Regions from separate parts of the Homo sapiens genome. Here region 2 is linked to region 1. The links are chromatin loops, found by intact Hi-C in ENCODE. Cell type or tissue: heart right ventricle. All regions are shown on one strand. Links, peaks and the distances in the headings refer to the core of each region. The heading gives the core; the rest is flanking DNA.

Evidence for each region. Hi-C counts contacts between places; a loop is a spot of excess contacts. Peaks named below come from ENCODE experiments on the same cell type or tissue, not always from the same donor. Only the 100,000 strongest peaks of a DNase experiment are listed, where the experiment ranks them.
Region 2: it touches region 1 in a loop (5-fold over the local background); 2 of 110 quality-filtered maps call a loop at or near these places.

The regions. Positions count from the first base shown.
Region 1 is chr7:101,777,949-101,788,183 of GRCh38, reverse strand. No RefSeq gene overlaps it. Among named protein-coding and RNA genes, the nearest start is that of CUX1, 35 kb to the left of the region's middle. In heart right ventricle, for the core only: no CTCF peak of the experiment used is centred there; a DNase peak (open chromatin) is centred at 3,783; H3K4me3 peaks cover 591 bases; H3K27ac peaks cover 1,008 bases.
Region 2 is chr7:101,552,122-101,562,356 of GRCh38, reverse strand. It overlaps COL26A1 (collagen type XXVI alpha 1 chain), which reads right to left. Exons shown (of 13, transcript NM_001278563.3): 11 at 8,981-9,031; 12 at 6,486-6,570; 13 at 3,333-4,987. The coding sequence ends at 4,827. Among named protein-coding and RNA genes, the nearest start is that of LINC01007, 12 kb to the left of the region's middle. In heart right ventricle, for the core only: no CTCF peak of the experiment used is centred there; no DNase peak of the experiment used is centred there; H3K27me3 peaks cover 376 bases.

The DNA of each region.
Region 1 (10,235 bases), core at 1,789-6,788:
CCTCCTCAGTGGAAGCCCTTTGGAGCTGAGCTTTCAATGTGGTCTGACTCCACAATCTCCCAAATGGCCTCAGGGAGGAGGGTCAGGTGCAGTGGGGCTCTCTTTGCTAACCACAAAACAGAAAACCATCCCAGCAGAACTCTCTCTGCTAATCACAAAACAGAAAACCATCCCAGCACTTTGGGAGGCTGAAGCAGGCCATTAAATTGAGCCCAAGGGTTAGAGACCAGCCTGGACAACATGGCAAAACCCCATCTCTACAAAAGTTACAAAAGTTAACCTGGCATGGTGGCTCACGCCTGTAACCCCAGCACTTTGGGAGGCCGAGGTGGGCCAGTCGCTGGAGGCCGAGGCGGGCCAATCGCTTGAGTCCAAGAGTTCGAGATCAGCCTGGGCAACATGGCAAAACCCCATCTCTATGAAAAATACAAAAATTAACTGGGCCTTGTGGCGGGCAGTAGTCCCAGCTCCTTGGGAGGCTGAGGTAGGAGGATTACCTGAGCCCGGGAAGTCAAGGATGCAGTGAGCTGAGATTGCACCACTGCACTCCAGCCTGGAAGACAGTGAGACCTTGTCTCAAACAAAACAAAACAAAACAAAACAAAACAAAACAAAACAAAACACAGAAATCATTTGTCTATGAGGATAAAAGTAGGCGGCATTAAGAACACGCTGTGAATGGAGGTTCTCTAACTCCTGTTGCTACGTTCACTGGTCCAAGCCAACCAGGACCCGCTGTGCCATTAACTCAATGGTCATTTGATCATAGAATCACAGAAGGACAGACGTTGGGGCTGGGGAGATATGAAAGATCAGTGTTCTCAAGGTGGCTCACGCCTGTAATCCCAGCACTTTGGGAGGCTGAGGAGGGTGGATCACCTGAGGTCAGGAATTTGAGACCAGCCTGGCCAACATGGTGAAACCCTGTCTGTAATAAAAGTACAAAAATTAGCTGGGTGTGGTGGTGCACGCCTGTAATCCCACCTACTTGAGAGGCTTAGGCAGGAGAATCACTTGAACCTGGGAGGTGGAGGTTGTAGTGAGCTGAGACTGTGCCATTGCACTCCAGCCTGGGTGACAGAACAAGACTCCATCTCAAATTAAAAAAAAAAAAAAAAGAAAGAAAAGAAAAGGAAAGAAAAAAGAAAGAAAGATCAGCGTCCTAAGTATGGTCTGGGGACCAGTTGCACCTGCATCAGGTTAGAAAAACCTGAGAGCTGGTTAGAAATGCCTCCCATCTTGGACTTGCTGAATTAAAGTCTGCATTTGCACAAGGTCCTCAGGTGATTCCTGCGTGCATCAAAACATGAGAGGTGCTTCTCTGCAGCACCCTAACCAACTGGAAACCAGGACTCTGCCCTCATCCTTCCAGAGCAGCCTGGTCCATCTCTGGAGCATCACCAGAAAACTCCTCCTTTTAAGGGGCTGAACTTGGAATTTTTTTTTTTTTTTTTTGAAACAGAGTCTCGCTCTGTTGCCCAGGCTGGAGTGCAGTGGCGCGGTCTCTGCTCACTGCAACCTCCGCTTCCTGGGTTCAAACGATTCTCCTACTTCAGCCTCCAAGTAGCTGGGATTACAGGTGTATGCCACCAAACCTGGCTAATTTTTGCATTTTTAGTAGAGACGGGGTTTCACCATGTTGCCCAGGCTGGTCTCGAACACCTGGCCTCAAGTGATCCACCCGCCTCGGCCTCCCAAAGTGCTGGGATTTCAGGTGTGAGCCACCGTGCCCAGCCTGAACTTGGAATTTCTACAGCGTCCACTCATAGTTCCTCACTCCACACACTGGATTCCTTCACAATAGGTTCAGTATCTTTCCCAGATGACACCCATCCAAAAAGGGGTGCCCCCTGCCCTTCTGAAATGAACTAGAAAGACTGTTCGCAAAGAGTGCAGTATCTTCCCCAGCAAGTTGGTGCCCATAACTGTCCAGAAGCTGCCTGGAGATCCCAGGAGTCGAGGATATGACAGCTTTAGAATTGCGTATACCCATGGAGACCCATCTAGGTCCTAGGGACTGGAATCCTTTGCTGGTAATTTTGGTCTTGTGCAGGAATTTGGAAGAAAACTCTAAACTTAATTGGCTTTCATAATTATTATGCAAATGTTGTTTTTTTTTCTTCCTTTCTTTTTTTAGAGATAGGGTCTCTGTCATCCAGGCTGGAGTGCAGTGGCACGACTGCAGCTCACTGAAGCCTCAAACTCCTTCCTGGACTCAAACAACCCTCTTGTCTCAGCCTCCCAAGTTGCTGGGACTATAGGTGTGCACCACCATGCCCAGCTAATTAAATGTTTTTCATAGAGACGGGGTCTCACCATGATGTCCAGGCTGATCTCAAACTCCTGGCCTCAAGCCATGCTCCTGTTTGGGCCTCCCACAGTAGGTATGCGCACCCAGCCCACAAATGTTCTGTTTTTATGTGTGTGTGTGTGTGTTTTTCTTTTCTTTTCTGTTTTTTTCCCACATCATTATACCCATTTTACAGATCAATAAAAAGAAACACATAGAGGCTGGGCACAGTGGCTCACAAGGTGGCCCAGCAGTTTGGGAGGCCGAGGTGGGTGGATCACCTGAGGTCAGGTGTTCGAGACCAGCCTTCCCAACATACTGAAACCCCATCTCTACTAAAAATACAAAAATCAGCCAGTCACTGAGATGCACACCTGTAATCCCAGCTACACAGGAGGCTGAGGCAGGACAGTTGCTTGAATCCAGGAGGTGGAGGTTGCAGTGAGCTGAGATTGCACCACTGCACTCCAGACTGGGCGACAGAGCGAGACCCTGTCCAAAAAAAAGAAAGAAGAAAGAAAGGAAGGAAGGAAAGAGAGAGAGAGAGAAAGAAAGAAAGAAAGAGAGAGAGAGAAAGAGAGAGAGAGAGAAAGAAAGAAAGAAAGAAAGAAAGAAAGAAAGAAAGAAAGAAAGAAAGAAAGAAAGAAGGAAAGAAAGAAAAGGAAGGAAGGCATAGAGAAGAGACTGACATCCTACTCAGAGGCGATGGGCCTTGAATTGCAACCCTGAGAGCTTGGCCTCCAAGCCTGTTGCTCTGGCTAAGCAGGGATAGTTCTCGAAGCCGTTTGTCATGAATTAGCCAAGTCTGAATCTGAAACTGAGCAGCTACCCAGAGAGTGCCGTTTAGATAAACTCCAACATGCGCACGAGATGGAAATAGAGACGGCGCAGGAGCATACACCACACTTTGCCCACAAGAGACGCAACACATTTTCATAGTTGAAATTTACATAGTTCTTTATTCATGAAATTATGAACAGCTGCTATTTTGCTGCATTCCCAAGAAGAGTTGAAAAGGCAGCAAAGAAGAGAACAGACACGTTAGGCAAACTCCATCTGCCCTCGTGTCTAACACTTTCTTCCCTGCAGATAGCAGACAATGGGGTTACCAGATGTCATTGCCTGCTGGGGAAGGACCCAGAAATGTGTGTGACCGTGAGCCAGCCAGCGCGGATGACTGTTTTTCTTCCTTTTTTTGTTTTTCTCCTCTCTGCAAATTGTAAATGTACCCACTCTTGTCCACTTCTCAATGGCTGTCCTCAGACAGAGGCTCTTCCTGGCACAGTGCGGATGGTGGTGGATTTTCAGAGGAGCTTCAGAAATGTCACAGCAGTCTAGACCAACGTCCACTCCCCCGGCTTCCTCTTGACTTTTGAAAGGGAATTTATAGTGTGTGAGTTTCCTGCACGCCTGTCGCCACACTTGGGACTTACAGTGACTCTTGGAAGTCGGTAAACAGCTTTGATGATTGAACAGGAGACGGAGACCAGAGACCAGAAGTGACTGTCTGAGGTCACCCAGAGGTGTTCAGGTCCTCCATGTGGCCTTTGCCTTATCATGTTCTGTCCATGGAGTGACTCCCAGCGGGCTAAGTGTTCTAAGTGCTCCAGCCCTCCCAGCTACTCCAAAGCACCCCTTTCCCAACTGAGTACCCCAGGAAGCCCTTCCTGTACCTTGATTCCTGCCGATGGCTTATGCGGCTGTCTTGGCAAACATGCATTGCACACCTGTGTGACTGCTTCTCCTGACATCACTCAAAATTCCCCCTGGAATTCAGGAAGAGTTTTTTTCCTCCATCACAGTGGACATTGAATGCCAGAAACACAGCAAGCCCTGTCCCCTGCCCACCCACATTCGACCTTCCCTTCGTACACAGTCATCTCTGGACCTTCATTCCAACGTCACAGCCTGGCTTCCCAAGGTCACTCAGAACAGAATCTTCTGGAAGGCCATCCAACCCCACACCCACCTGTGATGATTAATACTGAGTGTCAACTTGATTGGGTTGAATGATGCAAAGTATTGATCCTGGGTGTGTCTATGAGGGTGTTGCCAAAGGAGATTAACATTTGAGTCGGTGAACTGGGAAAGGCAGACCCACCCTTAATCTGGGTGGGCACCAGCTAATCAGCTGCTGGCGTGCCCAGGATATAAAGCAGGCAAAGAGAGCTTATGCAGGGAAACTCCTGTTTTTAAAGCCATCAGATCTCTTGAGACTCATTCACTATTACGAGAACAGTGCAGGAAAGACCCACCCCCATCATTCAATCACCTCCCACTGGATTCCTCCCACGACACGAGGGAACTGTGGGAGTTACAATTCAAGATGAGATTTGGGTGGGAACACAGCCAAACCATAGCACATCCTCCCACCCCTTCTCCAGCAGGAGGAAACCGGGACAGATTCAATAAAAAAGGCTCCTAGGGCTGGGCGTTAAGGCTCACACCTGTAATCCCAGTGCTTTGGGAGACCAAGGCAGGAGGATGGCTTGAACCCAGGAGTTGGAGGCTGCAGTAAGCTATGATCGTGCCACTGCACTCCATCCTGGGAGATAGAGGGAGACCCTGTCCCTGATAATAATAAAGAAAGGTTCCTAGACCACCCAAGGACTCTTGGGGGCCCTCTGGGGCTGTAGGTGTGAGAAAGGCCTGAAGCCATTTAGTACCCTGGTTAACGGAAGGATGTGTTTTTCTTGTTTTTCAGAAAGCAGCCTGCTTCTCCACACCTTGAGGCTGAAATTAAAGCAGGGAGGAGCACATTCTGAAAGATGTCGTAAGGTATATCAATTACCCCACTTTCTTTGCCAATGCAAGCACTGAGCCGCCATTCTCTAGATACTGAAATACCAGGATGGTGACAAGAGGGTATCATCTCATCTTCTTGCAACTTGTTTGTGCTCTGGGCCCCACCACATTTTTTTTTCTTTAGGAGAGGAACAGGAAAGATAGAGAGAGCTAGGAAGCCCTGCCTGCCTTTTGCCTGGCCAGGAACCCCATAAAGCTGGGGATAAACCCCAAGTCCAGGATGCTGGCTGGGGGGAATGGTTGGTAATCCTTGACTTTACCTCTTGGGCTTTGCTTTTTATCAAAGCAAGAAAGGAAAGTTAGATATTCTTTTGTCTCAGGGCCAGGTTCTGATATTCTGATGGTTAAAGAGATAGAATGTTAGGCAATTTGGTTGACTAAGAGAGTCTACTATTTTTTTGAGACATCTCACTCTGTGGCCCAGGCTGGAGTGTAGTGGCACCATCATAGCTCATTGCATCCTCAACCTCCTGGGCTCAAGGGATCCTCCCAACTCTGCCTCTTGAGTAGCCGGGACTACAGCTGTGGACCGCCACACCTGACTCATGTTTTTATTTTTATTTGTAGAGATGGGGTCTTGCTAGGCTGCTCAGGCTGGTCTCGAGCTCCTGGACTCAAGTGATCCTCCTGCCACGGCCTCCCGAAGTACTGGGATTACAGGCATCAGCCACTGCATTAGGCTGAAAGTCTACTTTCTGATAAGGAGTTAGCAGCCACCCAGACAGTACCCACTGTGCAAGAAACAGGGCTAGGACCTAGTGTCTGGCTTTTAATATGAGTTAAGATTTCCTGACTGGAGGTGGGGGAGTCTTCTGGAGAGAGAGGGACCCTTGGGCCAGGGCACATTGTTCTGAGTCACGTCTTTGCCACCCACTAGCCATATGGCCCTAGGCTAGTCACTTCAATATTCTGATTCTCAGTTTTCTCCCTTTTATTTATTTTTATTTATTATTATTATTTCTTTTTGAGATGGAGTCTTGCTCTGTTGCCCAGGCTGGAGTGCAGTGTCGTGGTCTCAGCTCACTGCAACCTCTGCCTCCTGGGTTCAAGCGATTCTCCTGCCTCAGTCTCCCTAGTAGCTGGGATTAGAGGCACGTGCCACCATGCCCGGCTAATTTTTGTATTTTTAGTAGAGATTGGGTTTCACCACGTTGGCCAAGCTGATCTTAAACTCTTGAGCTCAGGTGATCTGCCCCCCTCGGCCTCCCAAAGTGCTGGGATTACAGGTGGGAGTCACGGCTCCCGGCCAGTTTCCTCCCATCTAAGAAGGTGAGGGTCAGGATGCCTCCCTCATAGGGTGGCTGCACATCTCAACCGTGTCGATGTGTACGGAAGCACTTTGCAAACTGCGTGTCTGGGTCCAGGGAGGAGCATCCTCATGAGTGGGAGGGCAGTGGATTAATTTCCTCCTAACGTGTAAGGCTGAGACTCAATGTTATTCTTTGATAGGCACTGTGGGCATCTGCCCAGCGGTCCATGTTCTCTCCCATGCCATTGATTAACAGATAGGATAGCACTCCAGCACAAATCAGCACTGTGGACCTGGAAAGCTGCCATCGGGAGAAATCGATGGAGGCTCCCAGTTCCAGACCAGCTTGGCTACCCCTCACTGGTGAGAAACAGACTTGCTCAGCCTTGGATTAAAAAACCCCAAGGACCCATAAGCCCCCACATTGGAAGGCCCCTTCTTTATTTTAATTAATTAATTTTTTTTGTTTGTTTGAGATGGAGTTTCACTCTTGTTGCCCAGGCTGGAGTGCAATGGCACAATCTCTGCTCACTGCAACCTTTGCCTCCTGGGTTCAAGTGATTCTCCTGCCTTAGCCTCCTGAGTAGCTGGGATTACAGGTGCCCACCACCACACCCAGCTAATTTTTGTATTTTTTGTAGAGACAGAGTTTCGCCATGTTGTCCAGGCTGGTCTCCAAATCCTGACCTCTGGTGATCTACCTGCCTCAGCCTCTCAAAGTTCTGGGATTACAGGCATGAGACACCATGCTGACCAATTTATTTATTTTTGAGACAGGGTCTCACTCTGTTGCCCAGGCTGGAGCGCAGTGGCACCATCAAGGGTCACTGCAGCCTCGACTTCCCAGGCTCAGGTGATCCTCCCATTTTAGCCTCCTGAGTAGCTGAGTGGCTGGGACTACAGGTGTGTGCTACTATTCATGACATATATATATATATATATATATATATAGTTTTGTTATTTATGTATTTATTTTTTTGTAGAGATAGCGGTGTCGCTAGCTTGCCCAGGCTGGTCTTAAACTCCTGGGCTCAAACAATCCTCCTGCCCCGGCCTCCCAAAGTGCTGGGATTACAGGCAAGAGCCACCATGCCCGGCCGGAAGCGCCCTTCTTGGCAGCCAGAATGTTTATGCATTGGTGATGCTGTTCCACCTGGCTTTCAGGATTGTGTCTATTCACTCTCACACCTATCCCTCAATTAGCAGAGACCCCAGTCAGATGATAGAGGCCAGCAGATGCCTGAGCCTGCAAGGTGTGAGGTGTGGTGGTTCTGGTGCCTTCATGCTCCACATTCATGTCATGACATGAGTGGATCTGCCGCATGTCCCCATCCCACAGGCTCCACAGCCACGTGGCCACGTTCTTTGCATCATCCTTTTGGATGCTCTGTCACTCAGAGGGAAGCTGAAAGTCCACCTGACCTCTTGTCAAAGACACATGACTTCTTGTCAAAGACATACAGTATCAAAGTAACCCAAAGCACATTTCTTGTTATTTCATTTTATGGAAACTGTAACCCACCCTGGGCCAGTGGCTATTTATGAGTCTGGCTTATTCTTTTTTTTTTTTTTTTTTTTCTGAGACGGAGTCTCACTCTGTCACCCAGGCTGGAGTGCAGTGGCGCGATCTCCGCTCACTGCAAGCTCCGCCTCCCGGGTTCATGCCATTCTCCTGCCTCAACCTCCTGAGTAGCTAGGACTACAGGTGCCCACCACTGTACCTGGCTAATTTTTTGTATTTTCACTAGAGAGGGGTTTCACCGTGTTAGCGAGGATGGTCTCGATCTCCTGACATCGTGATCCGCCCGCCTTGGCCTCCCAAACGCTGGGATTACAGGCGTGAGCCACTGCGCCCGGACTTTTTTTTTTTTTTTTTGAGACAGAGTCTCGCTCTGTCACCCAGGCTGGAGTGCAGTGGCTCAGTCTTGCCTCACTGCAACCTCTGCCTTCTGGGTTCAAGCGATTCTCCTGTCTCAGCCTCCTGAGTAGCTGGGATTATAGGCACATACCACCAGGCCCAGCTACTTTTTGTATTTTTAGTAGAGACGGGGTTTCACCATGTTGGCCAGGCTGGTCGCCAACTTCTGACCTCAGGTGATCCACCCACCTCGGCCTCTCAAAATGCTGGGATTACAGACGTGAGCCACCGCGCCTGGCCCAAGGCTGGCTTATTCTTTCAAAGCAACTCAGAGTGACTAGCACATCCCTAAGCGTGGCTCCATGCCATGTGCTGATGTGAGAACTCAGGGTAGAGCCCCATTTGCAGGCCTGAAGGGGACCTCCACTTGCCGGGTTGAGGCTGCAGCCAGCTAGAATTGAAGATGCTGAAGGACCTGTGACCATCGGAATGCTGGGTTTGGTCAGGGTCTTGGCATTCTTACTTGCAGCTGCCACTCCTAGACAAGAAGCCCAGCATGGGGGGTTGGCTCAGTGAACAGGGACTGTGTGTCCTGGAACCACAAACATTCCTTTAAGGAAGGAGAAGAACATTGCTGACTGCCTCCTGCCTTTTTTTTTTTTTTTTTGAGACAGGGTCTTGCTCTGGCACCCAGGCTGGAGTGCAACGGCATGATGGTAGATCCCTGCAGCATCCAACTCCTGGGCTCAAGTGACTCTCCCACCTTGGCCTCCCAAAGCACTGGGATTACAGGCGTGAGCCACCATGTTTGGCCCTAACTGGCCTTTTAGATGAGATAATGGGGCAGGCTGCAGCCTAGATGAGCCAGAAGGGACACTTGGCTGTTGGTTCCAAGCAGAAGGTAGTGAAGGTCCTACTCTGGGACTCCCATCAAAGCTCGATCATGAGGCTAGGTGCTGTGGCTCAAGCCTGTAACCTCAGCACTTTGAGAGCAAAAGAGGGAGGATTGTTGAGGCCAGGAGTTCGAGCCAGCCTGGGCACCATAGCCAGACCCCCATCTCTACAAAAATAAGTAAGTAAATAAATAAATAAATATTAAAGAAAAGATTCAATCATGGACTGTGGGGCATAGAATGACTCGACTCTCTCCTGCTCGGACCAGAGGTGAGAGAAAAGAAGTGAGCTTGCTTCTCCTGTTTCCAGCGTCTAAGATCCATCTACTGCTTGGAGGTAGAAGGAGAGAAAAATGAGAAAAGAAAGAGGAAGGAAGGTGGTGGCCGGGCGCAGTGGCTCACACCTGTAATCCCAGCACTTTGGGAGGCCAAGGTGGATGGATCACCTGAGGTCAGGAGTTCAAGACCAGCCTGGCCAACATGGTGAAACCACGTCTCTACTAAAAATACAAAAATTAGCTGGGCATGATGGCGGGAGCCTGTATCGCAGCTACTGGGGAGGCTGAAGTGGGAGAATCGTTTGAAGGGCAGGTGGGGGCTGCTTCGGAGGGTCTGCGGTGGATGGCTGCGCTGCCTACGCTCTTGGGCCCTGCTCCTCGGTGGGCCAACCCCTGCCTCTCTGCCAAAGCCACCAGCCTGTGCCAGGGATGGATCCTCGGGCTTCCCTGCCGCCCTGCTGGCCTGCCAGCCTCCGCGACAGCCTTTTTCTCGTTCTGCTCGTTTCTGAAGCTTCCATTCCAACGCTTTTTGCACAGATGCCTCATGCATCAGTCCAATGCTAAAAAGATGCAGTAAGTGAAATTTTTGCCATATGTTAATACACATGTTTCAGTTTCCATAAATGCTCAGTGTGGTTTTTATGGTACGCGGGATGGTGGTGTTTATACTGTTTTGAGGGGCTTTGAATTCAAATGTGCAAATGATTTTTTTACAAGATGTGATTCGAGGGAGAGCCACAGTTGGGGTCGCCTGCCATCCAGATGGAGGAGGCTTTCGGCTGTTTTGAGTCTGCCACTTGTGACTCTGGGTAAAACCCTTCCATCCCCCGGCACCCTCTTCCTCTTCCTGCTCCCATCGCTG
Region 2 (10,235 bases), core at 2,604-7,603, 230 kb after region 1:
GGAGGTTGCAGTGAGCCGAGATCGTGCCACTGCACTCCAGCCTGGGCGACAGAGAGAGAGAGAGAAAAAAAGTTATACATTGAGCTAACCAGCTGTTAAGTAACACAGGCTCTATCTTCCTACTTTGACAGATATCTTTTTCCAAGGACCTGGAAGGCCAGGTTTGACGTTGGAATTGTGACTGTCAGAGTCTTGTGCTGGAAGGTGACAGCCGGGAGAGCCAGCCCCTGTCATCCTCCAGCCCTTCTGCTTCCCTCACTAGCTTCCACCTTGCACCACGGGGGGCTTCGTGTGCCCACCTGAGGGTGCCCACCTGGAGCGTCTAAGCTCAGTTCACACCCTCCAAACTCAGCAACCCCTTGATTGAAAGACAAAGGTGTCATTGGGCGTGGAGTCTGCCTTTAAGACAAAAGGAAGGGGAAGACCTTGGGGGAAGTGGGGGCAGCCCTGGGGCAGGACGTTTTGGTGTCCTAGGTAATGCAGGCAAATCTCTCTCTTAGGATCCCATCTCTGCCACTGGGTCTGGGGGAATGAATGCCTGCTGGTCTGCTTCCCCAAGGAGGAGAGGAGGTGTTTTTTCACACACACACACAAAATTAAAATAAGTTTTAAAAATTAAAAAATAAGACTAATTGTCAGCTCCCAGTCCTTAGCGCTTCCATATTGCTGATCATCTGGACGTGGCTAGGCTTCTAGCCTATCATCTTATTGGCTTTAAAAATACATACACTTACCACCTATTTTGGTTTTGTTTTGTTTTGTTTTTGAGACGGGGTCTTGCTCTGTTGCCCAGGCTGGAATGCAGTGGTGTGATCTCAGCTCACTGCAGCCTTGACCTCCCAAGCTCAAGTGATCCTCCTGCCTCAGCCTCCAAGTGGCTGGGACAACAGGTGCATGCCACCACATCTGGCTAATTTTTTTTTTTTTAGAGATGGGGTCTCACTATGTTGTCCAGGCTGTTTATTGCCTATTTTGACTTCTTCCCCTTGAAGCGTTGGTTCATTGAGGGCAGAGATTCCTGTCTTTTGTTCATGGAAAGTTCTCAGGGCCTGGCTCAATTAAGGTGATCAATAAAAGATTTGTTACATGAAGGAAAGGAGGAAGGAAGGAAAGATGCGTGGTTTTGTAACTCCTGCCCTGGGAAAAGGAATAAAAGGGGCGAGGACATTTCTCCAGCCTAAACCTACTCACACTCCCTGCCTGGGACAGTTGCCCAGTGGTTCCTGCCAAGGTTTGACTTCAGGCACCTGCCCGACCCCGGGTCTCCCTGTTTGCTGAATGAGCTGTGCCTGCTGGGCCCAGGACCTGTGGCTGGAGGAAGTATCCCAGAGCCAATGGGGCTTGGAAGAAGAGGCTCCGGCTTAAGGAACGTGTTGCCTATTCACCAGCAAATAAAGACAGATGAAGCTCTGGCAGGCCATCTCTCTGTCTCTGTCTCTTGTTTCTCTCTCCCTCTCGCCTCTTGCTCTGTCTCTCTTTTCCCTTCCCTCCCTCTTTCTCTCTTTCTGTTTCCCTGCTCTCCCTGCCCTTTTGGTCTCTGGGTCCTGGACTCTCAGAGCAGCCTGGAATCTCCTTCCTCCACATGATTGCTGTGGTGTTTTTTTATGTTTAATTTTTAGAGACCGGATCTCGCTCTGTTGCCCAGGCTAGAGTGCAATGGCGGAATCATGGCTCACTGCAGCCTCCAACTCCTGGGTTCAAATGATCGTCCCACTTCAGCCTCCCAAGTATCTGGGACTACAGGGACAAGCCACCACCATGCCAGGCTAACTTTAAAAAAAAAAAAAAAAACACTTGTAGCAACAGGGTCTAGCTATGTTGTCCAGGCTGGTCTTGAATTCCTGACCTCAAGCAATCTTCCCACTTTGTCCTCTCTAAGTGCTGGGATTACAGGTGTGATCCACCATGCCTGGCCTGGTGTGGTGTTCAATGCTCACCCTCTCTATAGGATTTCAAGCTCCAGGCAGAGGCAGGCAGGGTTCTGTCTGTAGCTGAGCACTGGGCACTGGACACAGGGTGATATGGTTTGGCTGTGTCCTCACCCAGATCTCATGTTGAATTGTAGCTCCCATAATTCCCATGTGTTGTGGGAGGGACCTGTTGGGAGATAATTTAATCATGGGGGCGGTTCCTCCATACTGTTCTCATGGTAGTGAATAAGTAAGTCTCACGAGATCTGATGGTTTTATAAGGGGAAACCCCTTTTGCTTGGTTCTCATTCTCTCTCTTGCCTGCTGCCATGCAAGACGTGCCTTTCCCCTTCCACCATGATTGTGAAGCCTCCCCAGCCACATGGAACTGTAAGTCCATTAAACATCTTTTTCTTTATAAATTACCATAAATTACCCAGTCTCGGGTATATCTTTATTGGCAGAGTGAGAACAGACATAATACACAGGGCAAGAGCTTAATACCTACAAGGGTCACAGGGTGATTCAGCAGTGGTTTGGGTCTCTGTGTTGTACCTGGGACTTGTCATCAGGGTATATGGGTCTCCCTGGGGTCTCTGATATGTCACTGACCCCAGACCTGGACAGGAGCATGGAGCAGGATCAGGGTTGCTCCTCCAAGAGCCCTGAGGCCGCCCCAACTTAACTCACCTTCTTGCAGAGCTGGGGGCCAGGCCCAGTTTATAGACAGTGTGGTTGGGTGGAGGGGTGAGGTGGCCTCTGAAGGGGCTTCCCTCACCCTCTGGAGGTAAGAAACAGATCTTGACTCTGGAGGTAGGGCTCAGACACAGGACCAAATTGAGGACTAGCCAAAACAGGGACAGAGCGGAAGCATCTTTCCATTGGACACGCCCACCAGTGTGCCATGTCAGTTTGCCATCACCATGGCAACACTCAGGAGCCACTGCCCTTTTCCATGGCAAAGACCTGATGACCCGGAAATAACCACCCTTTCCCTAGAAATTTCTGCATAAACCAGCCCTTAATCTGCATGCAATTAAAAGTAGGTATAAATATGGTGCAGAACTGCCCTGAGCTGCTATTCTCTGCCTGGGGAGAAGCCCTGCTCTGCACGAGCAGTCATGGAGCTGTAGTCCTGCCCCTCCAATAAAGCTGTTTCTCTTGCCTCCAGCTTGCCCTTGAATTCTTTGCTGGGTGAAGCCAAGAGCCCTTGCAGGTTAAGCCCCAATCCGGGGCTTGCCTATCGTGTGTCACTCCCAGCCCCCTCCCTGGAGGTCCTGAGGGCAGAGCTGGACCTCCCTGCCACAGAGGCCCTGTGGTCACCCCGGGCCTGGCTGGAGCTGCTCACAGCTTCCCTGGCACCTGGCCGGTAAGATGCAGACCAGCCTCCTGCAGAGCTGTCACCACACAAACAGACCCACAGTGGGGAGAGCACCTTTATTGTCACATATAATAATAACGCTACAGGCTGGTGGTCCCGCCCGCCTCTGACCACCCCTCCATGAAGACAGAGACTGCCTCTCCAGACCTGCCTCAAGGGCCAGAAGAAGATCCCAGGGCCCAGAGGGACCAGGCCACAGCCAAACAGGAGTACCAAGAGCACTGGAGACAGTCACTCCTGCTGTGAAGACAGAGTGCCCCAGGGTGGCGCCAGCACCTTCAATTCTCTGAGTTTGCTGCCGTGGCTGTGTCCCAGGTCCCAGCCCAGCAAGAGAGGAACACCAGGGCTGAGCTGATCACGGAGACCCTGGCCCCAGAGGCCTTGAGGGCTCCAGTCAGAGCTGTTCTGGGCTGCTAGGGACCTGGTGCCTGCCATGGAGCCTGCCAGGCCCCCAACTCTGGAAGGTGGGAGGCAGGAGCATCTCTTCCCAGCAGGCCTGGGACTCTGTTTCCCTCTCTGCAGCTTGCAAAGGGGACACTGGGCTTGCTGTGTCATGCAAAAGTAGCAAACCTATAGAGTCCACTGAGAGACAAACTCGTGGGGCAGAGGCTGCAAGTCCCACCTCTGATAGACATGCCCATGAAATGCTGCCTCCCCTGGCTCAGGGATGGGATGGACCCAGAGAGAGCGGGTGGGCTCAGCAAGACTGGGAGGCAGTGGCCAGGGATGCCTATCTGGTTTGGTGGACACTTGCACCCCCAATGCTTCTCTCTCAAGGTCCTCAAGTCCGTATGGCTGGCAGTGATTTATTCAGGGTCTCCCTGGCCTCTGAGAGCTGCAGTCCAGGCTGCTCCCCCAGCCAGTGGGGAAGGGGGATGAGGAAGGGAAGCCCCAGGCCCTGCAGGACCCTGCCTACCCCCTCAGGCTGGCTGGCCCAGCCTCCCCGCAGCCCTGCCTGCCTTAAGGAGCCGTTCTGGCCCTGCGCCCTCCCTGTCTGAGTTTTCTCTCGAAGAGGGGAAGCTGGCAGGGTCGAGAGAACATGGCTTCAGGAACTGAGGGTCCTGGGTTCAAATCCTGCCCCTGCCACCCGTGATCTGGTGGCCAAGAGAGGGTTATTTCTACCGTCTGAGCCTCGGTCCCCTTGTGAAGTGGGGATAATAAGCTTACCTCCTAAGGGTTAAATAATGAGACAACGTAACGAAAGTTCCCTGGACAGGGCCAGTTACAGCAGGGACTCAATAAATGATGGGTATTAGGATTATTCTCATTCCCAGCACCCAGCCCACCCAGACCCCGTCTCCAGCCGGGAGTGGGGGTAGGGGAGGGGACAGGCCAGAGGAGGGCTCTGATGAGGGTGTTGGCCCCTCCAGACCCTGCCCCTGGAGACATTATCTGTCCCCAAAGCCCCCCATGTCCTCACAATCATCCATGCCTGGAGCCCAGTTCCCCTGGGGGCATCTTTAGGAAACAGCGGCGGCTCAGGCCTCTGGGGCTGGGTCTCTAGCCAGGACAGGGTGTCCTGGAGCAGTGGGCTCTCACTTCCTGCTGCTGGCCTGGTCCACGCTCTTCTGTCCAGGGTCGGGCCCAAGCAGGGCAGCAAGGACCCCATCGGGTTGGGCGCCACCCCTCTTCATCTTGAGGTTGGCTCTCAGGGCAGCATCCTGGCCAGAACCTCCCTCTGGGGAGGCCAGGGGATCTGGAAGGAGAGCAGGAGGGTGGACTCGAGGTAGAGCCTTAGGAACACTTGGGGGTACATTTGATCATGATATGTGGCCACGGAGAGATGCTCTTGCCCAGCGTGGAGAAGCAAGGCAGCAGCAGGCTTTCAGCCCCTTATGCATTCATTCATTCATGGATCCATGCATCCATCCATTCATTCACTCATTCACCCATCCACCTGTCCATTGACCCATTCATCCATCTGTGTATCCACCCATTCATCCATTCACCCATTCATCCACCCACTCAGTCACTCATTTATCTATGCATCTATCCATTCATTCACTCATTTACCTGCCCGTCCATCCATCCATCCATCCATCCATCCATCCATCCATCCATCCATCCATCCACCCATCCATCCACTCACTTATCCACCCACCCACCTATCCACTCATTGATTCATCTATGCATCTATCCATCCATCCATCCATCCATCCATCCATCCATCCACTCAGTCATTCATTTATCTATGCATCTATCCATTCATTCACTCATTTACCCATCCATCTATCATCCATCCATCCATCCATTCACTCACTTATTCACCCACCTACCTGTCCACTCACCCGCCCATCCACCCATTCATTCATTCATCCATGCATCTATTCACTCATTTACCCACCCACCTGCCCACTTATCCATCCACTCATTTATCCACCCACCTGTTCACTCATCCATCATCCATCCATCCATCCATTCACTCATTCACCCACCCACCTGTCCACTCATCCATCCATCCATCCATTTATCCATCTATCCATCCACCCATTCATTTATTCATCCATGCATCTACCCATCCACTCACTCATCCACCTATCCACCTGTCCATTCAACAATTCATTCATTCATTCATTCATCTATCTATGCATCCACCCATGCATACATTCATCCAGGCAACCAGCCATTCGTTCACTCACTCACTCACCCACCCACCTGTCCATTCACCTATTCATTCATCCATTCATTTTCCAGCAAATGCTGATGGGCCTCTACTCCAGGCCCTGCAGAGGTATCATTCACTGTTCTGCACAAGGGACTCCCAGAGGGTCACAGAAACCCCAGCATGGAATGGAAGCCTCCCCTATGTCACCATAGGGACAAAGAGGAGGGTTCAGAGAAGGCTTCACAGAGGCCGAGATCTTTGAGCAGGTCCCGAAGTGGCAGTCAGTGTTCACCAGGCAGAGGCATGGCCCGAGCAAAGGCATGGAGGTGGGAGGGGCCTCAACATGGCTGGGCAGGGCTCTGCCCACCATGGCTATACTAGGGAGGGGCTGGGAAACTGGGCTGATGCACTTGGAAGTCTGTCAAGGGCAGCAGGGAGCCACTGAGGGTCCTTGAGCAGGGGAGGGGGAGGGTCAGACTAGGGGCAAGGGAGGGAGACCAGAGACCCTAGGCAGCAGCCATGAGGGCAGCATTGGGAGAGGAAGGAGGGGAGAGAGATTCCCAGCCCGCTGATCCTGGTCACTGCTCACCGTGGATCCCAATCATGTGCTCCAGGATGAGGACTCGCTCTGCCAGGATCTTCAGGGCCTCTCTCAGCTGCTGCACCCCCTCGCCCTGGCGGGGAGGAAACAGGCAGGGTCAGGGCCGGCCATGAGGAAGGGGTCAGGGCCATCCTGATACAGTGACAGTGTATGTGTCCTCAAAGCCCCCCACCCCTGCCTCTTCCCACCCGACACCCTCACCACTGCAAATAAGCATAGACTGAACATCATCAACTATGTGCCAGACAGGGCTTCAAACCCTGTTCACAGACAAAGAGCTTGAAACACAGAGAGGGCAGGCAACCTCCCCACGGCCACACAGCCTGGCAAAGCGGCCGATCCAGACTGCAGATCCACACCTGTCAGCCTCCAGCCTGAGCTTTTCCTTCCACCATAGCTGCCTGTCAGCTTCCCCCACATGTCCTGAAAATACCCTAACCAGGACAGAGCACCTATCCCAGGGCCCGAAGGTAGGAAGTTCTTTGCTTGTTTCCTTCCTTGAATGCCCAAGAGCTCGCCACCAAACAGCAGGCAAGGGGCAGGGTAGGTGTGGCCATGCCAGGCAAGAAAGACAGCAGAGAAAGCCACCATTTCAAAGTGCAGGCAGGCAGGCTGGCGTGATGGCAGAGTCTGTATTTCAAGGGCCCGGTCTGCACACAAGCAGAGGACCTTGTGCACAGAGACACCTGAGTCAGCCAAGACAGGGTGCTGACTTATTGAGAAGGCAGGTGTCGAGGCCACTCTGAAAAGTGATGATGAGGAGACAAAGCCACTGTCCCCATCCTGCCCAGCCCTGGGAGTTGGCAGCAGAATGGGTGCCTTTTGCTGGTGTAACATGACAGATCTGTCTTATGTTCAGATTAATTTAGCTTAAAATGAAACAAAAGGAAACCAAAAAGCATCCTACTGGGTTATAGGAGAAAGGTCTGCCCACCAGGGGACCAAAGACAATGGGAAGTTGAGCCAATTACAGGGTCTGGGACAGGGATGTCAGTGTCGTGTCCCCAACTCAGAGAAGGAGCAGGGGAGACCAAGGGACCTGGCTGAGCCTCATGTTCCTAAGCCACAGGTGGTTGGTTTTTTTGTTTTTGTTTTTTGGGGTTTTTTTAGGTTTTAGAGACAAGGTCTTGCTTTGTCACCCAGACTGGAGTACAGTGGCACGATTGTAGTTCACTGCAGCCTCAACCTCCTGGGCTCAAGCAATCCTCCTGCCTCAGCCTCCCAAGTAGCTGGGACTATAAGCACACACTACCACGCCTGTCTCATTACTTTTTTTTTTTTTTTTTTTTTTTAAGAAATGGGGTCTCGCTAGGTTTCCCAGGCTGGTCTTGATCTCATGGGCTCAAGCGATTCTCCTACCTCAGCCTCCCAAAGTGCTGGGATTACAGGCCAGGCAGGTTGCTGTTATGAAATGGAGGGGGTCACAGTCACCTCTCAGAGTACTGCTGTGAGTGACCAGTGTATCAGGCTCATGCCTCAGCCCCTCTTACTACCTCCTGCACCCCTCACAGCGGCCTTGATTCCAGCCTCTTCCCTTTCTCTGGTCTTGCAAGGACTTCCTGAAGGTCCCCTGGACCCGCCCTGGCCCTCCCAGCTGTTTTGCCCACCCAGCTTTGACACACTCAAGGGAAACCCTGCTCAGGCACTTTCGCTTTTAGCTTTCAAGGCCCCCCCTGCCGGCCCCATCTCAGTGGCACCCCCACGCAACAACCTTCTCATTCTCTGGCAATCACTGCTGTCCTCAGCTGTGTCCCTCACTGGGCTGTGAACTTCTCAGGGCAGGGACCCTGTACACCTGGTGGCCCAGCACCTAGCTCAGGGCCAGCTGAGGGGAGGAATTTGACTTTGGACCTCAGATGAGCCCTTCATCCCCTTCATCCACTACCCCAGCTTCAGCCTCCCCTCCTCCTCCCAGAAGCCGCAGGTCCCCACAGCCAAGCCCGTGCCCTGGCTGCCCCCTCCCACTGGCCCCAGCCTCCGCTTGCTCCAATCTTCTCTCCTCAGATTCCCAGTTTGCAAGTCCCTCTTCCTCCATCCATCCTCTACCACATCCAGCAGCCCTGTCCCCTTCAGTCCCCCAGCACCCTTGACCTTGTAAGCACGCCCATGCCGAGACGCCATTCACGGGAGAACCCGGTCCGTTGAGAGGGACTCTGCAGCCTGACGCCTCCTCCAGGGAGACTGTCTTTCCTACAAGTTTGCGACTCCTCTCCCTGTCCCGGGAAGCCCCCCCAAGGGCCAATCACCCCCTCTGTGGCATCCCCACCCAGCCACCTTCTCACTCTCTTGCAATCACTGCTGTACTCAGCTGAGTTCCCATGGGGCTGTGAACTTCTCAGGGCAGGGGCCCTGTACACCCGGTGGCCCAGCACCCAGCTCGGGGCTGGCTGACGGTCAGCGCAGATCTGTGGGGCACCTGCCCTCCCGTGACAGTGCTCACAGCCAAGGAGGCGGGAGGGAACGTGAAGGGCAGCCATGGTTACCTCTGCAGTGGCGGCTTTCTCTCCTTCTTCCCCCTTCACGCCAGGTTCACCCTAAGAAGCAAGTCACACAGTCAACACTGGAACGGGAGGTGGGGGCACCTCTCCACCCTCTCCAGTTCCCTGGGGGCCTGCAGGGAGTCAGGGGCAGGCTGGGCAGGCAGGGCCTGGGAAACGGGTGCTGGGCCCAGGGGACTCCTGCCCTGGGCTGAGCACAGCAGGGGAGGCCACGGCTCCGGGGCACAGCCTGCTCAGCCTGGCATGGCAGGGAAGTGTCCAGGGTTGGCTGTAAGTGCTTCATTCTGCTTCTGGGGCAGAAGAGACTCAGGCTAGGAAGCCGGCAAGTTCATGCCTGGGCCCTTCCAGGATTGAGTAGCCTGCCTGGAAGGGCTGCTGTCTGTCTCCAACACAAGGCCAGTAATACCAGATTCAAAGTCACATATTTTATTGTATTTTATTTATTTATTTATTTGAGATGGAGTTTCACTCTTGTCACCCAGGCTGGGGTGCAGTGTTGTGATCTCGGCTCACTGCAATCTCTGCCTCCTGTGTTCAAGCGATTCTCCTGCCTCAGCCTCCTGAGTAGCTGAGATTACAGGCATGCGCCACCATGTCTGGCTAATTTTTGTATTTGTAGTAGAGACGGGGTTTCACCATGTTGGCCAGGCTCATCTCGAACTCCTGACTTCAGGTGATCTGCCTGCCTTGGCCTCCCAAAGTGCTGGGATTACAGGCGTGAGCCACCGCACCCAGCCAATTTTTTGAGACAGGGTCTTGCTCTGTTGCCCAGGCTGGAGTATAGTGACGCGATCATGGCTCACTGCAGCCTCTACCTCCTGGGTTCAAGTGATCCTCCAACCTCAGCCTCCTGAGTAACTAGGACTATGGGCACGCACCACCACAACCCAGCTAATTTTTTAATATTTTTATAGAGATGGGGGTGGGTCTCACTATGTTGTCCAGGGTGGCCTTGAACTCCTGGCCTCAAAATGATCCTCCTGCCTTGGCCTCCCAAAGCACTGGGGTTACAGGTATGAGCCACCACCATGCCCAGCTCACAGTAACATGTAAATGTCCAGCTACTACTGTGTGGCCTTGAGTGGGTCACTGTACTTCTTGGTGCCTCAGTTTTCCCAACTGTAAAATGGGATCAGTAATAGTATCTATCTCATCTGTTGTTAGGAGGATTAAGTTAATCAATAGGGACAATGAGCTTAGATTAGAGCCTGGCACCTAGAAGTGCCATCATTGTGTCTCC